Linked DNA regions of Homo sapiens: all the other regions are linked to region 1. Evidence: chromatin contacts called from ENCODE Hi-C or POLR2A ChIA-PET data. All regions are on one chromosome and are shown on one strand. Each heading gives the region's core, a stretch centred on a gene start or an enhancer-like site at or near the end of the contact. The rest is flanking DNA. Distances are from core to core; before and after follow the strand shown.

Region 1 (3,375 bases), core at 502-3,001:
CGTTGGCCAGGCACTTGCGGACCTTGGGCCCCACCACCTCGCGCTCCCCCCGGCACACATACTCAATCTCATAGTCCACTGGCAGGAAGTTGATAGCCTTCACCTGGTCCCGAGTCAGGCCCCGGTACCTGATGCCCCCTTCCCAGGGCGGGTGTATGATCTGGCAACCTAAGGGGTGAGTCGGGGAGGCATACAGAGAGGAATGGTGGGAAAGAGGAAAAGGCAGGCTCCCCAGTGGGAGGAAGGGGAGAGTAGGGCGTGGTCTGTGGGCAGGCTGGGGACAGAGGAAGAGGGATGGGGCACTAGAGGGTGGGAGTGGGGACAGGTACAGATCCCCTGGCTAAAGGACAGAGAGTAAAGGGCCAGGGTTAAAGCTGATGAGAGAACCCACAAGTGGGGAGGGAAGGGTGCTGGGTGGAGGTAAGAAAGAAAAGTAATTAAGAAATCATGAAGGGTATGATATGTGGGTGGAGCTTTTCTTTAAAAAAAAAGGCTAAATGAGGATATTCGAGTTGAATTAGGATAGGAGGATAAAGGGAGGCTAATAAGATCATCTGGACAGCAAAGTGGGACCAAGAAAAGGGAGTAATTGAGGTAGTAATGTGGGGCTGGGAAAGGGGATTGAGGCGGAGAAAATGCACAGGAAGGTGGTATAGTGTAGCAATGTGGGCAGAGAAAAGAGGTGCTGGATAGTAACGTGGGGTGACAGAAGGAGGTCAGCAGTAGTAAAGTCGGGCCGAGCAGAAGGGGTTGCCAGACCGGGATGATATGTGGGACTGATGGGATAGTGATGAGGACCAGAAATGAGGAGATGCAGGGAAAGGGAAGTGGAGCGAAGGAGGGCCGGAGGTCGTCGAAGAAGGATGCACCTTCTGAGGTGGCGTTGGGGGTCTGCGCCCCGCCCGCGCCCGGGGGGCGGAGGAAGAGTGGCGCCAGTAGCAGCAGCAGCAACATCTAAGTGAGAGGCGGCCATGAGGACTGGACCGAGCCCCGCCGGCGCGGCCCGCACCCGGAGACTACTCGACCTCTTGCCGGTTGCCTCGCAGGCTCCGACCGGGCTCAGCCTGGGGACCAAGAGAGCGCCCCGCGGAGGAGGCGGGGGCGGAGCCCCGCGCGGGGTGGGGGGAGAGGAGGAGAGAAAGCCTGTCCCCACCCTCCTCCTGCCTCCCTCGGCCCCCAACCCTCCCGGGACTCCACCTCTCACCACCTCCTCTCCCCCGGCCCCCGCGGCTCGCAGAAGCCTGGCTTACCCACGCTCCCGGCATCGGCCGCCTCAGCGCTCCCCGATTCCATCCCCGCGGTTCCTCCTCTCCCCCAGCCCCGCTTCCCCCAGCTGGGCCCTGCGCCCACTGCCCCCTCCCCCACCACGCCGCGCGCCCCCTCTCCGAGCCCTGCTAACCCGGGGCCCTGGCTCTTACCTCGGCGCGCGGGCCCGGCTCCCCGGCTCTCCCCGGGCCTCAAGGCCCCAGGCCCGGCCGCTCCTCCCCGCTCCCCCCTCCCTTCTCCTCCACCTTTCTCCTCCTCCCGTCCCTCCTCCCCTCGAATCCAGGCTCCAGCCTGGCCAGGGTCTCTCCCCTCCTCTCTCGCTTCCCCCAAACCCCACCCCTGTCTCTTCTTCCCCGGGGCGGCGGCAGCCACGGGAGCGGGGAGCGGGGAGCCGGGAGGGAAGGAGGCGGCGCCGGGGACCAGGGAGAGCTCCCGGGCGGAGGGAAGAAGGAGGGTGCAAGGGAAGGCAGGGCGGGGGGAAGAGAGGGGAAGACCGGGGAGAGGGCGCCTCCCACAACCCGAGCCCCGGGAGCCGCCCCGGATCCCAGCCCCGCCCTGGACCGCCCACAGCGCGGTGGGGCGGGCGGTGGAGAGGCGCGGGGCTGAGAGGTGGGGGAGAGGGAGGTGCCCTGGTGCACACGCACTCGTCGGGGGGCGCCGGTCACTGCCGAGGGACCTGCGGGCCAAACAACTGGAAGCTGGGGTGGGGGAGAGGGAACCCGAGCCAAAGGCAGAGGAGCTGGCGCTGAGACAGGGAGTCTGGGATGAAGGTGGAGAAAGACGGCTGCACAAAGAGAAGGCAGCCCTAGATCCGGGTGAGAGGAGAGAGGCAGAGGCAGATGCCCAGGAGAACTGCGACCGGAGGGCGAGAAAGAAGCCTGGGTCAGAAGGAGGTGGGGGAGGGGGACTGAGGACCACCTAAGCGCAAGAAGGGTTGGGTGTAGAAGAGATTTCTGGGAGACTAGAGCAGCTCCATGGTCCAGCAGCATTGCTACTCGCCTGCTCTGCAGGGAACGCGCAGAACGGATTGGAGGCAAAAAACAAAACAGGGAGGGGGACATCAAGGAGAGAAATTGAAGTACGAAGGGAGTAAAAGGACAAGAGAAAAGAACCTCAGGGTGGTTTAGAAGCCAGTATTACCTGATGTACTCCAGCAGAGCCTAGCAAACAGTATTTCTTGACCAAGGGCAAACTGGAAGCTCTAAAGACAGCAGGTACAGACCTTTTTGACGGCTCCAGAAGCTCTTGGCTATACCTTGAAGTGGAGGGGTGTGTGTGTGTGTGTGTGTGTGTGTGTGTGTGTGTGTGTGTGTGTGTGTTGTGCTGTTGTTGTTCGTAGGCCTGAGTTTGGGCTGGGAGAGGAAACAGTGGGCTCCTTGTTGGGGGGGACAAAAAAAAAGCTGCTTTCTGGCTGGTCCTAGGGGGAAAAATGGTAGGAAGAAACCAAACACTGAGAGACTGACTAGAATTGAGATTCTCAACCTCCAACCCTTTTTTACAATAAATATTTTGTAATGACACTTTTACTGTCCTAAATTGAGATTCATAGATGAGGCTCACGCCTGAAATCCCAGAACTTTGGGAGGCCGAGGCGGACTGATCACTTGAGCTCAGGAGTTTGAGACCAGCCTGGCCTGGCCAGCATGGCGAAACCCCATCTCTACTAAAAATAGAAAAATTAGCGTGGTGTGATGGTGTGCGCCTGTAATCCCAGCTGAGACACCAGAATCGCTTGAACCCGGGAGGCAGAGGTTGCAGTGAGCCAAGATCGCACCACTGCACTCCAGCCTGGGTGACAGAGCAAGACTCCATCTCAAACAAAAAGAAAGGGAAGGAGGGAGAGAAAGTCATAGATGATATAACCTACCTACATACACAACTTTAAACAGAAAGCAAAATGCTTCCCTTTCTGTAACGTAAAGGGGAAATGAAAGAAAAGTAACTTGCAATAAAATAACATAAACAGTATTTTAATGTGTGAGTGCCAAGGCCCGACTACCCTAGAAGTCCTGATGGAGTAAGCAGATGCTTCCACCTATTCACAGAACCACGGGGATGAAACTGCTACCAACACAGGCTGATCCAGGTGCTGAGTTGGTGACTCAACTA
Region 2 (3,375 bases), core at 503-3,002, 690 kb after region 1:
TTCAGCATAAAATCCCCTTAATATCAGTCTCTAGGCAAGCACATTCTTCACAGTCCTTAGAACTGGACCTCCTCTTGTTAATTTCCTTAGTCTAATCACATTCCTCCTGGTTATCTACAAACAGAAAGCCAGAAAGGAGGGCTATCAACATCTTAAGCGCCACAAATTAACAAATCAAAACCAAATCTCTCTCTCCCTCCGAAGCCACGGCTAAGGAGGCTCACTGCCCAGTTAGTGGCTTTCAAACTACCCTTACAAGTGAGACATCTTGTGAATTAGAACAAGTGCTGCTGCTAAAATCCCTAACGGCTACATAGCAATGTGAAAAAAGGTATCAAATGTAATTTTCTCAAATTTAATCTTCTTCAATTCTTGGCACAAAAAAAGGAACAGTAAAGGTAGACAACTGTAATTAGCATGTGTGATCCCAAATCTTTATACCTTAGATACTGGATTATATTTTCAGCAAGTAAATAGTTTCTGGCTCCCAAGATGAGAGGTTAAATAATGCAGGGTGTTTGTAAACAGCAGCACAATTTACACCGGAAATTAGGGCCCTTTCTCACCGAGGAGAGTACAGCAAAATCTGCTCATCTCTTTCAATGAATATTCTCCATGACTAGTGCTGGCGGCGGGGAGGCGGAGCAAGCTATCTTTTCTACCAGCCGTGTCACACCCCTCCTAGCACTAACCCCTCCTCCTCAGCCTTTTCACACCTCTACCCACTACTAGCCCCTCCCCAGCCCCATCACCTCTTCCCGGGCCCCTCACACCTCTCCCAGCATACTCTTCCCCAGCCTCATCACCTCACCCACTTCCTCCAAAATCACTGACCTGCTAAGCTTCCAGCAGCAGGCGGGCAAAGCAGGGAGGCTGTAATGCAAAAGTCCGCAGTCCCTACACAAACACTATCTGCTCCTGCGGAGAAACTCAAGTCACAGCCCCAGAAGTGGAAAGAACAGGCCTTGGCTCTCACCCAGTTAACAAGCGTTTATCCAGCGCACGTGTTGCGGTCGGACCCCATGCGAAGGAGCTAAGGACACAAAGGTGAGCAGCAGAGACGCGGTTCCAGCTCTCCCCCGGCTCCCACTCCAGCGGGATAGGTAGATAATTTCGGTAAATTTCGCCAAGCAGGGGCAGGACAAAGAGTATTTGAAGTCTACCGCGGGGAGAACTTACCTAATCCTTGAATGTTAAAAGGCTAAAAACTCCACTAGTCGGAAGTGACGTGCCAGCTTAGCCCCGCAGGTCCGCCACGTAATTGGCCGCCGCCACAGCTAGCCACCCTCTCCCCAGACTGGCCCGAAGAGAGGAAAAGTGTGGAAGTCCACAAGCCGCCCCCGCCCCGCCCTCTTCGTCGACTTTCAGCTGCACCGGGAGGCGGCGGCGCCTGGCCAGAGCCGGGGCCTGGAGCCTGGACTAGACAGCCTCGCCGGCCGGGGCGCCAGTCCAGCGCCCTGCGGGCAATGGGCTTCAGCGCTCGAGCACGCGCATGCGCGGGCCTGTATCTCCAGAGGATTCCTCGGGTCACCTGGACGCCAGCATCTCAGCCACCTGCCCCTCTGGGTCCCTTCTTGCCCTTGATTCCCCCTGCTGCTTCTCATCGCCAGCCCTCCTCCTCCTTCTTCCGCAGGCACCGCTAGACCCGGCCGCGGCCGCCCGCCGACACCCCAGCTTCCACTGACACGAGCCTCGGCGCGGCTTCCGCTTCCGGCGAGTATTGTGTGTCGCGCCGCGGGGCGGGGGCGAGGGGAGGAGGAAGGAGGGAGGCAGCGCTCCGGCGGCTCCGCGCCCCGCACTCCCGGACCCGAAGCCGGGAAGGTAGGTGCTGTCCCGCCGCCGCGCCCGAGCCTGGGGCCTGCGCTCGCCGGCCGGCTCCGCAAGCCGCGTCCCAGCGCCCCGCGACTGCGTCACCGGCCCCCCGCACGTAACCACAGCTGCCTCCGCCCGCCTCGGGCCCGGGCGGACGTTTTGCCGCCCCGGCGACGTCAGCGCGTCCGGCGTTGCTTGGCTACCCCGCCGTTCCCCCGTCCCGCTGCTGCTCACCTCCCCGGGTGAAACTCTGACGCAGTCACCGCGGGTCTCGGCAGCGTCATAGCGGCGGGCATCCCATCTGCACGTCACACCTCTTTCTCACCTGGACACGCATCCCTTCCTACCCTGCCAGCCACGACGTTTCCTCTTTCCCCTCTCCAATGCCCCAGCCCCAGATCTGGCGGAAGAAGATGGAGAACGGGGGTGGGACAGAGTTGTGGACAACCTCTCAGGAGAGGGTCGCAAGGTGGGACCCTGAACAGTGGTAGAAACAAAATGAGATTGTCCCTGAAGTTTGCCCTTCAGCTGAGACACAAGGAGTAGAGGAAGAGGAAGGACTAACGCAGAGGCACTCAAGGTCTCACTATGACTGTAGTTGAGAGTCCTCTCCCTTCTTCCCTAACCCTTTCCCCATTTCTCTCACCACTTCTTTGCCAGTCTAGATCCGTCCTGGTGCCTTACTGTGCATACAGTTCTACTCGTCTCAGGTGAGGAGGCCACTTAATTTGTAAAAGACTGAGGAAGGGGTAGGATCACCACAAGTCAAAGTTGGATTCCCACAGATAGAAATCATCTGACTGAACTTCTCTCCTATTGCTGACAGAAGAAATTCAAATCCAAAGAAGTTATCAGTTCCTACTCCAAATCAAACACATTTGTGTGTGCCAACAATATATACAGGAACAATTGTTGTTAACCTACCTCATTACATGGCCACTTATCTCTCAGCACATAGATCTACCAAATTTCCTTCCTTCCAGTAGGTCCCTGGAGAAGGATGGGGGTCGGGAGGAGAAAAGGTTATGGGGATAGTTAAATCAACTTACCCATGGCTAAAAGTATGGATGTTTTAAGGATGGAGTAGGGGGCCAGCCTTGTGTTTTATAAATCTCTCCTATGCATTTCCAATTCTTCTGAGGCTGCGCTTGAGGGAGATCTCATTGCCTCTTTTGTGTCTCTTAATTCGCAACCACTCCAGGACCTATAAGTTGGAGACACACTATGCCCAGGGTGTTAGTTATCAATAGCTATATTGAAAGATTCCAGTCACTACAAATAGACTCGTTGCTCTCTTTTCAAGAAGTCGTTGGCCTGAGCTCAGCAATATTTAATATGGTTGCCATAATTTATCAGTTTTCAGCAGTTCTGAGTGTCCAGATGAACACAAGAGAAATGGAATGTTGCGTGAAATGTCATTCCAAGAAGAGAGCAGATTTCCTTTAGGCTAGTCTGATGGATAAAAGGAAGAATAATTTCAGATTTTCCTGAAAAGAGGAGGTTGCCTTTGCCTCATTCATTCCATTTGTTAGCCTTTAGAGCAGTGGTATCTAACCCTTTCAA
Region 3 (3,375 bases), core at 628-3,127, 690 kb before region 1:
TTATTTTCTTTCGTTTCCAGCCCACGAAAAGGTGAATTGAATTTTAGTCTCACGGTTTGAAAGGGAGAAAAGAGAGAAAAGAAAAAATATACTATCTACTTTCTACAGTCTTATTTATTCATTGTACGATACCTACAGATGCCTCTAGAACAACCTCCGAGTATCTTGGCACTGCCCCTCAGTTGTAACCATGGGCTTAAATTTTTAAAATCTGTCTCCCGCATTCCTCCAAAATGCCTTAAGTGCAGGGCTGAGTCTCAGTAGTCTTTGATAGCCCACGGTCTGCTACTTTGTAGAAGCTCAACCAATGCTTGTTGCATGAATGCATAAATGAAAGGATGAGTGAATGAATGAATGAATGAATGAATGAATACTCAGTGGGACAGCCCAGCTTAGACTTTTGGGAGACTTTAGACTTCTTTTTTGCCTTCACTTGCTAGGCTAAATTTTACAAGTTCAAAAGGGAATAATTATTTCTCCTCCTCCTCCTATCTTCTTTTGCCTTTCCAGGTCCCAGCTCCCAGGTGGACATCTTAGCGTCCAGATGACCCAACATATAGGTGTCCTTTAGTATGGATGACCAAACTAGGATGTTATAGTGCTGGATGTAGTAATTCATTTTTTCAAATCTTAACTTTATTAAGATAACATGGTTATTTATCTAGTAATTGTGAGAACAACATATAACAAATAGACCACATATATACGTAGCGTGTCTGGAAGAAATACTCAGATATAAATTACTACTTTAGTCAATCTTAATATTAATTATTTGTCAACTATGCTTAATGTGCCTCTCTAGTCTCTCAAGACTAAATTGCTAAGGAACCCTGGAATCATTTGCTGGCATTCATCCTTTCAAGCAAGGTGCCTGTTACAAAATATCTGCTCAATTAGTATGTATTGGATACATCTTTTGGAAGGTGAGGAAGGAAGCAGTGAAATTAGAAGACTTCTGCCTAGGCGACTGTAAAGTGCTCCTAAGCATCTACCCACCTCCCTGCACACAAAAACTCTCCATTCTATCTCCTCGAGTCTCCTAGCCTTAAAAGATGGTCTAAACTACCCCAGATCCAGGTAAATAACGGATCAAGTCCTTCTTCCCTAAAACAGGTGTTATTCTTTCTATTCTATGAGCCTCCACCTTATTTCTTAAAAAAAAAAAAGAAAAAAATGTTTACTGTTTAAGAAGATAACAGAATCTCAAAAGCTAACTCTTCAACTGTGTTCAACTAAGGACCTTAAACTGCTCTCTGAGGATAGGTGAAGCGGGAAAGGCTCTAGGTGTCTGGTGACTGTTTCTTTTGTTGGTTCGTTTGTTTTTTCAGCCTTAGCACATTTATCCCTTGGAGAAGACAATGGAAAATAGGGCAGATGAGCGTGCGTGGCTTATTTATTCTTGAGTCTGGAGTTAAGAAGGTTGTACTTTTTCCTTAGGATTGCCCTTGGTTGGTTCACAAATTTCGCAAAGTGAATGAAAACACATGAAGGCCACTGAAGGGAATAACTAGGGGACGAGATGTCTGAGCCCCTAAATCGAGAAACATTTGGGCACCGTTTGTGGGACTGTACATATGGGTGTTATCTGTGGCCCCTAGGAAAACAGAAGAGGAACCTGTCTCACTTAGGAAGCTGTGAGAACTGCCCACACAAGGCTTGAAAATGGAACTTTACTGGGTCAGAATGACGAGGGGGAAAAAAAAAATACCTCACACTGGCAGCGGTGGGATTCGAACCCACGCCCCCGAAGAGACTGGAGCCTTAATCCAGCGCCTTAGACCGCTCGGCCACGCTACCACCCACAGGGTGCGTCGCCGCTTTCAGTTTCACCCAAGTGACTGTCGCCCCTTTCCAGTCCTTTCATTCCCATTCCCACATCACCATAAGCCCTTCCCTCAGGCCCCTTCTTCAGCATTCCTTGCTTCTCAGCATAGCCCGAGAACCCCCGATCCCTGACACTTTGCTTCTTCTCAGCTCCCAGATGGATCCTGGACAGGATGCTGCAGGTGGTGCAGGAGGGGAATCCTGCCCCATTTATCATCAACACAGTAAAAAGGGGTCGAAGAGACCGAGAGCGCCAGAGGACGCCATGGGCTCCACATCCACTTGGATTCCAGGGAGTAAGCCTCTCGACTTCAGGAGTAAGCAAGGCCAACCGTTTGGTTTGAGCCTGTTGCTTCTAAGAAAAGCGAGGAAAAATCCTGAGACCTCCTCCCCTCGCCCTTCATCCACTTCAGGGGACCGAGTGTCTCCACGGAACTTCACAAGGGAGGAAAAGAGTGAACTCATTATTATTTGTCTTGTCTTCGTTTCAGAGGCGGTACATCTACGAAAGCCCTAATCATAGAGGGAAAGACTCCTCGTTCCTGGCCCAGAAATGAGATGAGAAATCCAGGGCCCCGTACAGGAAGGCCTTTCGCAAAGTCCAGACTCAATTGCCTTCGCAGCCCTTAAAGTTTCCTTAGGAAGGTCTGTGGGAGAACGAGGTTGGTTTAGGAATTGGCCCCTGCCTTGTACTACGTAGTTTTGTCATCCAAAGTGTTTTAGAAGTGAATTGAATCATAGTTACGCCTTATTTTGAAACACTGTAATTCAGAGAACGTAAAACCTTATTAAAATGCCTCATAATCATCTTGGTAGAGCCGTTGGTTAAGCGGGAGAGACAGTTGCCTCCTTAGCGCAGTAGGCAGCGCGTCAGTCTCATAATCTGAAGGTCCTGAGTTCGAACCTCAGAGGGGGCAAGGCGTCTGTTTTGCCATTTTACTTCTTCTTGATCCAAAATGAGTAAGACAACAAAGGAAGTTGACAAAACGTTGTTCTTTCTCTGCTTTCTCTATAGAAAAGTGTACAATATGTCTGGTAAGGGAAAAAAAAATCTAAGGACATTGCTTTGATGGAACAGAACGGGTAATTGCTGTTTAATAGAACCATGTTCAGTTACAAAACAGTGATTTTCACTAAGAATTAAATTCTCCAAAATTCTCATCTCCCCTCCCGCCCTGCATACCAATTGGAGATAGAGCTGGTAGCATTTTCAAATGTTTTTCAGATATGCTTGGCAATTGTCTTTGTTTTAACAACACCAGAGTCAAGAAACTTGCCAGTTTTAGAGTGCTGAGATAAGAAAAAGTGGGTGGAGGGTTGTACTAGGGGTGTGGAAGGTATAGAATCTAATTATCAATTACTGACTTGGTTATCTTTTACCATTCTTCTGGAATGGCTTACCACCAGGTTGCCACCAATAACATTCCATATGAAAAAAGAAAGGAAACAAAAAACTGACAAAAAACTCCCCCCTCAGTCTCATTGCATTGGACCTTTTCTCTTGCTTCCAGTCCTGTTGACTGGATCTAAATCATCCAAACTACCAGATGC
Region 4 (3,375 bases), core at 508-3,007, 630 kb before region 1:
GGCTTGGTGGTCCTGAACTCTCATCCAACAGCACAACCTATTGCAAGACACAGAATGAATTCAGGAAAGTTATGAAGGTGAGAAAAATACATAGGAAGATGCAAGCAACCATACAGGTCTATCCACAGAAACTGTCTCCCAGAAATACCAAAAGAAGGGAGAAAATAATGGACTCAGTTCCTAATACCTTATGAAAACTAGAAATGGCATCTACAACTACAAAGCTTTAATGATCACCAGGTCAAGCAGCAAAAACAGTATCTAGGAGGAGACACCTCCAACAGTATCTAGAGTCAGACACACCTCCACTCACACTGCTTTCCTTCTTTCTTGGACTCACTTCTCCTTCTTCCTCCTTGTGATGTATCACAGACCCTCCTCTTCTTACCTCCTGCATCTTTTTACTCAGGTTTCTTTAACAGTCTTCCACTGCTGTCCTGGTTTCTTCCTACTGGTCAGATCCAGTTCTCAAACAAGCTGTGAAGTGGCTCCAGTTGATGCCAGCCTCCTTTGGAGAACACATGTTTTGGTGGTGCCAGCCAAAGGGCCCTTCTTGACCCACAGTGCCGCTACTGTTTGGCTTAATGTGTCAAACACTGCCCTGGATTTGGGGTTCATTAGCAACACTAAACCGCTGTGATCTCACATCTTGTTTCCCTGCATATTTGGTGAAGGGAAAAGAGGAATGTGACCACAGGAAAAAATAGGGAGTCACTGAGAACCTGAGGCACGAAGTCAAACTGAAAATGTGAACATATCCAGAATACAATCTCAACGGCTACCACCCTTGTCTGAGCCACCATCACCTGCTATCTCCCCTCCTTTCCATTACTGCGGTAGTCTTCTAACTGGTCTCCTTTCTTCAATCCTTGCCTTCCTCCTTTCTTTTTTTTTTTTTTTTTTTTTTTTTTTGAGACGGAGTCTCGCTCTGTGGCCCAGGCGGGAGTGCAGTGGCGCAATCTCGGCTCACTGCAAGCTCCACCTCCTTTCTTAATAGGGCAGTCTGAGTAGTCCGTTTACAACTTGAGTTGGATCATTTCATCGCTCTGCTGAAAACTCTCCAGTGGTTCATACTTAAAATAAAACCTGAAGTCCTTACCGAGGTATACAAGGCCCTACTGAATGTGCCCGTGACTTCTAACTTCCTCTCCTGCTCACCCAAAATAAGAGCTGAAGTCTTAAGAGTGGCATACAAGTCTACAGGATGTGTCATTCTCAACACCTTCTACTCTTCTCCCACTCCCTCAATCTTCAGCCATACCGACCTTCCTTCTCTTTCATCTTAGGGCCTTTCCATTGGCTGCTCCCTTCACCTTAAGCGATCTCCATGGCTAATAATCTTGCCTCCTTCAAGTGTTTTCTTATAGGTCATCTTCCCAAGGAGGTCTACTCTGAGTGCCTTATTTAAAATTGCAGCCTATCCCCTCCTTCCAATCCTGATGGGCCTTACCTTGCTTTACATGAATTCTTCTTTTCCTCTATAGCACTTTATAATTTTCCAGTATGGTGCATAAGTTACTTATTAATATATACATTGTTTACGGTGGTTCTACCTTCGCTAAAATCTAGGCTCTTAGGCTCCATGAGGGCAGGAATTTTTGTCGTCTTGTTCACAGTTGTATTCTCAACGCCTAAAACAGCGCTTGCAATAGTATGTGCTGGATTAAAAATTAGCTGACTGAATGAATATATGAATGGATGCTGTAGAGAAGAATAAAAAGAATGGGTCAGGAGGCGACAAGAGCAAGACTCCGGTCTCAAAAAAAAAAAAAAAAAATGGGTCACGAGCCCCTGGGAGGAGGTAGGGCAAATGGGCGGGAAATGCTCATTTTGGGGAATGGCTTCGAGGGAGGAAACCGCAGCCGACTCCCTCCTCAAATCTGGCCCCAAAGACCCGCCCCTGCCTGCAACCCCAGGGGCCCGGGTATTTAGGTGAGGGGGGCGACGGCGGCACCGGACTCCTCTCCTCTCAGCTGCAAATTCCGACCCACGACGGCCCAAGGCACAGACCTTCCCGCCGGTACTCTCCCCAAGAAATGAGAAACAGAAATATACAGAAGCTCCACTTCCTAGTCCGCCAATTATCATTTCCGGTGATTTTCTAGGAAAGGCGTCAACTCTCTGGTCTAGGCGTTCCCTTAAACTCTCCGCCCTCCTCCTCGCGGCTCAGCCTTCTAGGAGTTTGCGTGCGTTTATGGCCTGTGCAAAGGGGTTGCAGAAATATTACCCTTTTGCTCCTTTTTTCCCATGTAGAGGAACCTCTAGATAGGAATGGACAGAAGTTTTGTGACAAATATATGAAAAAGTTACTTTTAAATATTAACTAAGAACACAAATAATTGAATGTCTTTTTCAAAAGTAAAGACTATTTTAAGCCTATGCAGAAGTCGAAAGAAGAGTATAATTAACCCATATATACCCATCATTTACATTTAAAAATACATAAAATTCTGCCACACTTGTTTCATCCATCTCCATTTTTTCTTGCTGAAACGTTTTAAAGCAAACCCCAAATATCTTACTTTCAACTTCATTATGCATTTATTTTAAAAAGGATATTTTCCTACAGAATCACAATACCATTATCCCATTTAACAAAATAATTCCTGGTTATCATCTAATACCAAGTCCATATTATATTTCCCTAAATATATACATATGCTTCTTACATTTGTTTTCTATTTCATTCAAGATCTAAAGTTCCAGTATTTAATTTGGGCATGTGTCTTAATTCTTTTAAAATTCACATCTGAACTAGTTCCTCCTTCCATCCTCCTCTTCGTCTTCCCCTCATATAGTCAACTAATTGAACAAATTGGGACATTTGTCCTGAATGTTCTACATGCTGGCTTTGTCTATTTGTGTCCCCATTTTATTAGTTTCTCTAGCCTCATATTTCCTGTAAAACTTGATGTTACCTCTAAAGGTTTGATTAGAGTTAGGTTTAACTTTGTTAGTAAGAATCCTTAGGTGGTGCTATGTACTTTTTGCCACACATCAGGAAGCATATAATGTTTTTGATGCTAAGATTGACCAGTGGGTTTAATACTTGATAGCTGAATCCTTCCATGTAAACTTTCCCACTGGCTTTTAATCTGATAGATTCAGCCACCCCATTTCATTAGAGTTTGTAAAATTGTAATTTTTCTAATTCAATAATTTTTTCACATTTATTAGTTAGAACTCCTCTATAAAGAAAAACTTTCCTTCATCAATTTAGCAATTTAGGGCTATTTGGTTATCCTGAAATGTAGTTTGTACAGGAAAGAAAGACTGTTTAATTTTCAACATAATTGCCAATTTTCAGAAAAAGCAGTTGTGCCTTAGGTGCCATCAATGGTAACCACCTTACAAAATGTGATAGCCATCCTATAA
Region 5 (3,375 bases), core at 362-2,861, 580 kb after region 1:
ATAAAATAAATGTCCCTGAGTCTACACTGAAATTAATGATTGAATAAATTAATAAATTGGGGGAAGAGAGAAACAAATCTTCCATGCAGAATAACTGCAAACAATAATATGTAGATACTTGCCCTCAAGAAGGGGGAATATAACTCTTGGCTCCCTAGGTATGGGCTGCACTTAGTGACTTCCTTCTAAAGAGGACAATACACGCAAAGAGTGGAAAAGAGACTAACTGTACAGTGGAGAAACCTGAAAAACACTATCTCACCCAAATCAATATTAAGTCATAAATCATGTTAGTACATGCCCTTGATACGATGGGATGATAATGGCAATCTACCTCTGTGGTCTTCCTCCCAGTTACCCATAAGCCCAGTCTTAGGAGAAAAACATCAAATTCCAATAGAGGGGCATCCTACAACATACACGACCAGTATTCTTCAATGCTGTCAAGGTCATCAAAACAAGTCTGAGAAACTCCCACAGCCAAGAGGAGCATAAGGAGACATGACAACTAAATGTAATGTGGTAACCTCCATGGGATCATGAAACAGAAAAAGTACTGAGGTAAAAACTAAGGAAATCTGAACACACTATGGACTTTGGTCAATAATAATGTATTGATATTGGTTAACTGCAACAAATGTACCACACTGAGGTAAGATGTTAATAACAGGGGATCCGGTTTGGAGCATGTGGGAAGTTTGTACTATCTTCTCAATTCTTCTGTAAATCTAAAAGTGTTGTAAGAAATAAAGTCTACTTAAACAATAAAATTGCAATTTTTGAAACATAAAAAGCCTATTTTTTTTAAAGGTGATTTTTTTGAACTTGGGGAAAAACATGTTAGGGATTATGATTTCAGCTAAGAGTTAAAAACAGGAGGTTAAGGCATGCATAAACGAATGTCATTCTCCCCTCTTTTGAAGTACACACAAATCGTGGGTCAAAATTTGAAATCTACTGGAGATTTGGAAGTGTGTCCCTCCCATTTACTCCACAGAGTTAAATTTACACTTTTTTTCTAAGGCCAAATAGGGAGAAAATCAGTAAGAAAAATGCTAATGAGCTGGAAGGAGTGAAAGCACAGCTCCAAGTATTTGTGGCTAAACCGGTTTACTCCGAACAAAAAAAAAAAAAAAAAAAAGAAAGAGAAAGAAAGCATGACACTTTGGTCAGGGAGCTGGATTAGTCGCCTATCTACCAGGCTCCAAGCAACCGGACGGTCATCCAGGCCCCGCTTACTTCTGGTTCCGCAGACTAGAATGGATGGGAGTCTGAGTAGGATACCAGAAAGCGAGAAAGACCCAAGAGGAGGGGGAGAATGTAAGGACAAGCAAACAGGAGGGATCTGGCTGGCAGGGAGGACGCAGCGAACTTGACCCCCTCCTGAGCCCGCCCGGGGGCCTGGCCCCGTTTTGAACCCGGGCCCGGCGGCTGCGTTGGGTCGCCCCAAACCCGGTGAGCGTACGAGACTGTTGCTTCGCTGTATGTCTCATGTGCACCCCCTACTCACCGGTCCCGAGCTCCGGGCCGCGAATCCCGGCCGGCACCCCTCCTCTCTCACGGCGGTCTGTTCCGGGTCCCGCTCCTGCACGAGCAACCAGCGCGACAGCTCGTCCCCGCCCCGTAATCTCCCGGCTATTCGGGGCCCTTCGCCGAGATTTCTCCCGGACCAGCCCCGGGATTGGCTCCTGCCGAACTTCGCCATCCAATGGGAACCTTAGTCTCTTTTACGTCACTGATCACCGGGCAAATCCCCAGACAGCCGCGGGCGGTGGGGCACCAGGGGCAGCGAAATGGAAACTGAAATCAGGCGGGACCGAGGCTGCGCCAAGAGCCGCAGCCTGAGTTTGGCGCGTAATTGGGGTGGCCTGTTACACGGTCTAAGGGAGTAAATGCTAAGGCTTAGGAGTCACCTACGTAGGACTCTTGAGAGGGCAATAATCCCCTTTCCACCTCTCGAGACCCCTCACTGCCCAACTCTGGCCTTATGCTGGATCAGGGTCCGAGGGCGCTTTGAGGCGAAGGTGGCGCTCGCCAGGTGCTCAACATCAAATACGAAGTCCCCGCCCCTAACGTGGCCTAAATTTGCTTCCAGGACAAAGCAGGATTTTAGCAAGCAAATACTCTCAGAGACCTATTTACGAAAATTATTACTTCCTAGGTAAAATAACGTTCAACCAGACAGCCATTGTCGCCATTCGACGGAAGGAAAAACTGAGGTTCCAGGAGCTTAAGGGTCTGGGCCCAGTTCAGGGGGGTTGTTTTCGCTCCTCGACGCTGAATTTAGAAACCAGAGGCTACAAAGCGGGCCGAGACTTGGGTTCCCCAGGTCCTTGGTGGGGAGGTTTCCAGGAGGCTCGGGCGCGCCCCCGTCCACGGCCCCGGAAGCTGACGTCGCCGAAGCGTACGCCGCTGCCCAGCCTGCGCTCTCTTCCTGCTCTGCCTGCAGCCGCCGCGTCCGGTCCAGCCGCAGGGCCATGCCCTGTGCTGCGGTTGCCGTGTCCCAGGCGCCGCCGCGTCAAGATCCCCGTCTTTCCCGGCCAGCCAGGCGGCAGCGGCATTCAGCTCGTGCACTGGGCTGGCAGCAGGCTGAGAAGAGGCGGCGCAGGTTCTCCGGGTCAGCCAGTGCCCTGCTCCTAAGGGTAGAGATCTAGCTGGGGACACTGGTCGTCCGCCTAGGCAGTGGTGAGAGGGTGGGCTACAGTTGTTTGGGTATTCATGAATGGAGGAGCTCAGGGTCCTAGACCCTAAAACCTGCTGAATCTTCACCCCTCCTCCGCTGGGGGTAGGGAAATTTGCACTGCATTTAAGCAATGTATAGTGGAGTGGGTGGGACATTCAGAAGAAACCACGCCCACATTTAACACCCGCGTCCTTCCCTTCTACCCCAGCCCAGCATTTTGTCTTTTTCCCCTTTGTCCAGCAGTATAACTCACGCTGCCCCTCCGGGCTGAGAGGAGTGTAGACCTCACCTGCTGAGCACAACTCTGGCGGGCCTGTGCTCTGGAGGTGGTCTCAGCACCTACCTAGACCCTCTTGATACCTGCTTTTTTAGTTGGTGGTGTGGGAAGAAAGTGTGTTTAACATGCTCCTTAAATAATGCTCTGCCGCCGAGCGCGGTGGCTCACGCCTGTAATCTCAGCACTTTGGGAGGCCGAGGTGGGCGGATCACGAGGTCAAGAGATCGAGACCATCCTGGCCAACATGGTGAAACCCCGTCTCTACTAAAAATACAAAAATTAGCCGGGCGTGGTGGCGCGCACCTGTAGTCCCAGCTACTCAGGAGGCTGAGGCAAGAGAATCGCTTGAACCCGGGAGGCGGAGGTTGCAGTGAGCCGAGATCGCCCCACTGCACTCCAGCCTGGGGACGGAGCG

The links. Hi-C counts contacts between places; a loop is a spot of excess contacts on that map. ChIA-PET counts read pairs that join two places held with the same protein, here RNA polymerase II (POLR2A). Pooled maps may share reads with other maps.
Region 2: a pooled map shows a loop between it and region 1 (2.7-fold over the local background). The contact joins the promoter of TRIM39 here to the promoter of GABBR1 in region 1. A Hi-C loop is called at or near these places in 1 of 168 maps with a recorded cell type or tissue (ascending aorta) and 4 of 50 pooled maps. POLR2A ChIA-PET finds 5 or more read pairs at or near these places in 1 of 52 experiments (activated B cell).
Region 3: a map of dorsolateral prefrontal cortex shows a loop between it and region 1 (6-fold over the local background). The contact joins the promoter of LINC01556 here to the promoter of GABBR1 in region 1. A Hi-C loop is called at or near these places in 2 of 168 maps with a recorded cell type or tissue (K562 and dorsolateral prefrontal cortex) and 10 of 50 pooled maps. POLR2A ChIA-PET finds 5 or more read pairs at or near these places in 1 of 52 experiments (activated naive CD4-positive, alpha-beta T cell).
Region 4: POLR2A ChIA-PET joins it to region 1 with 10 read pairs in BJ. The contact joins the promoter of ZNF311 here to the promoter of GABBR1 in region 1. A Hi-C loop is called at or near these places in 1 of 168 maps with a recorded cell type or tissue (endothelial cell of umbilical vein) and 3 of 50 pooled maps. POLR2A ChIA-PET finds 5 or more read pairs at or near these places in 1 of 52 experiments (BJ).
Region 5: a map of ascending aorta shows a loop between it and region 1 (3-fold over the local background). The contact joins the promoter of TRIM26 here to the promoter of GABBR1 in region 1. A Hi-C loop is called at or near these places in 1 of 168 maps with a recorded cell type or tissue (ascending aorta) and 10 of 50 pooled maps. POLR2A ChIA-PET finds 5 or more read pairs at or near these places in 3 of 52 experiments (BJ, HEK293 and activated CD4-positive, alpha-beta T cell).

Annotation. Positions count from the first base shown.
Region 1 is chr6:29,631,432-29,634,806 of GRCh38, forward strand. GABBR1 (gamma-aminobutyric acid type B receptor subunit 1) reads right to left here and starts at 1,752. Exons shown (of 23, transcript NM_001470.4): 1 at 1,419-1,752; 2 at 870-954; 3 at 1-168. The coding sequence starts at 954. RefSeq lists an enhancer at 1-62.
Region 2 is chr6:30,325,175-30,328,549 of GRCh38, forward strand. TRIM39 (tripartite motif containing 39) reads left to right here and starts at 1,753. Exons shown (of 8, transcript NM_001369521.2): 1 at 1,753-1,821. It overlaps HCG17 (HLA complex group 17), which reads right to left and starts at 960. Exons shown (of 5, transcript NR_052012.1): 1 at 835-960. It overlaps HCG18 (HLA complex group 18), which reads right to left and starts at 1,982. Exons shown (of 3, transcript NR_102327.1): 1 at 977-1,982. RefSeq lists an enhancer at 1-432.
Region 3 is chr6:28,941,907-28,945,281 of GRCh38, forward strand. It overlaps LINC01556 (long intergenic non-protein coding RNA 1556), which reads left to right and starts at 1,878. Exons shown (of 1, transcript NR_103538.1): 1 at 1,878-2,632. TRL-AAG2-2 (tRNA-Leu (anticodon AAG) 2-2) reads right to left here and starts at 1,797; the gene lies at 1,716-1,797. It overlaps TRM-CAT3-1 (tRNA-Met (anticodon CAT) 3-1), which reads left to right and starts at 2,669; the gene lies at 2,669-2,741. RefSeq lists an enhancer at 1-62.
Region 4 is chr6:29,003,558-29,006,932 of GRCh38, forward strand. ZNF311 (zinc finger protein 311) reads right to left here and starts at 1,758. Exons shown (of 7, transcript NM_001382360.1): 1 at 1,451-1,758; 2 at 389-657; 3 at 1-37. The coding sequence starts at 397.
Region 5 is chr6:30,211,795-30,215,169 of GRCh38, forward strand. It overlaps TRIM26 (tripartite motif containing 26), which reads right to left and starts at 1,612. Exons shown (of 10, transcript NM_003449.5): 1 at 1,511-1,612. RefSeq lists an enhancer at 1,943-2,831 and a silencer at 2,290-2,472.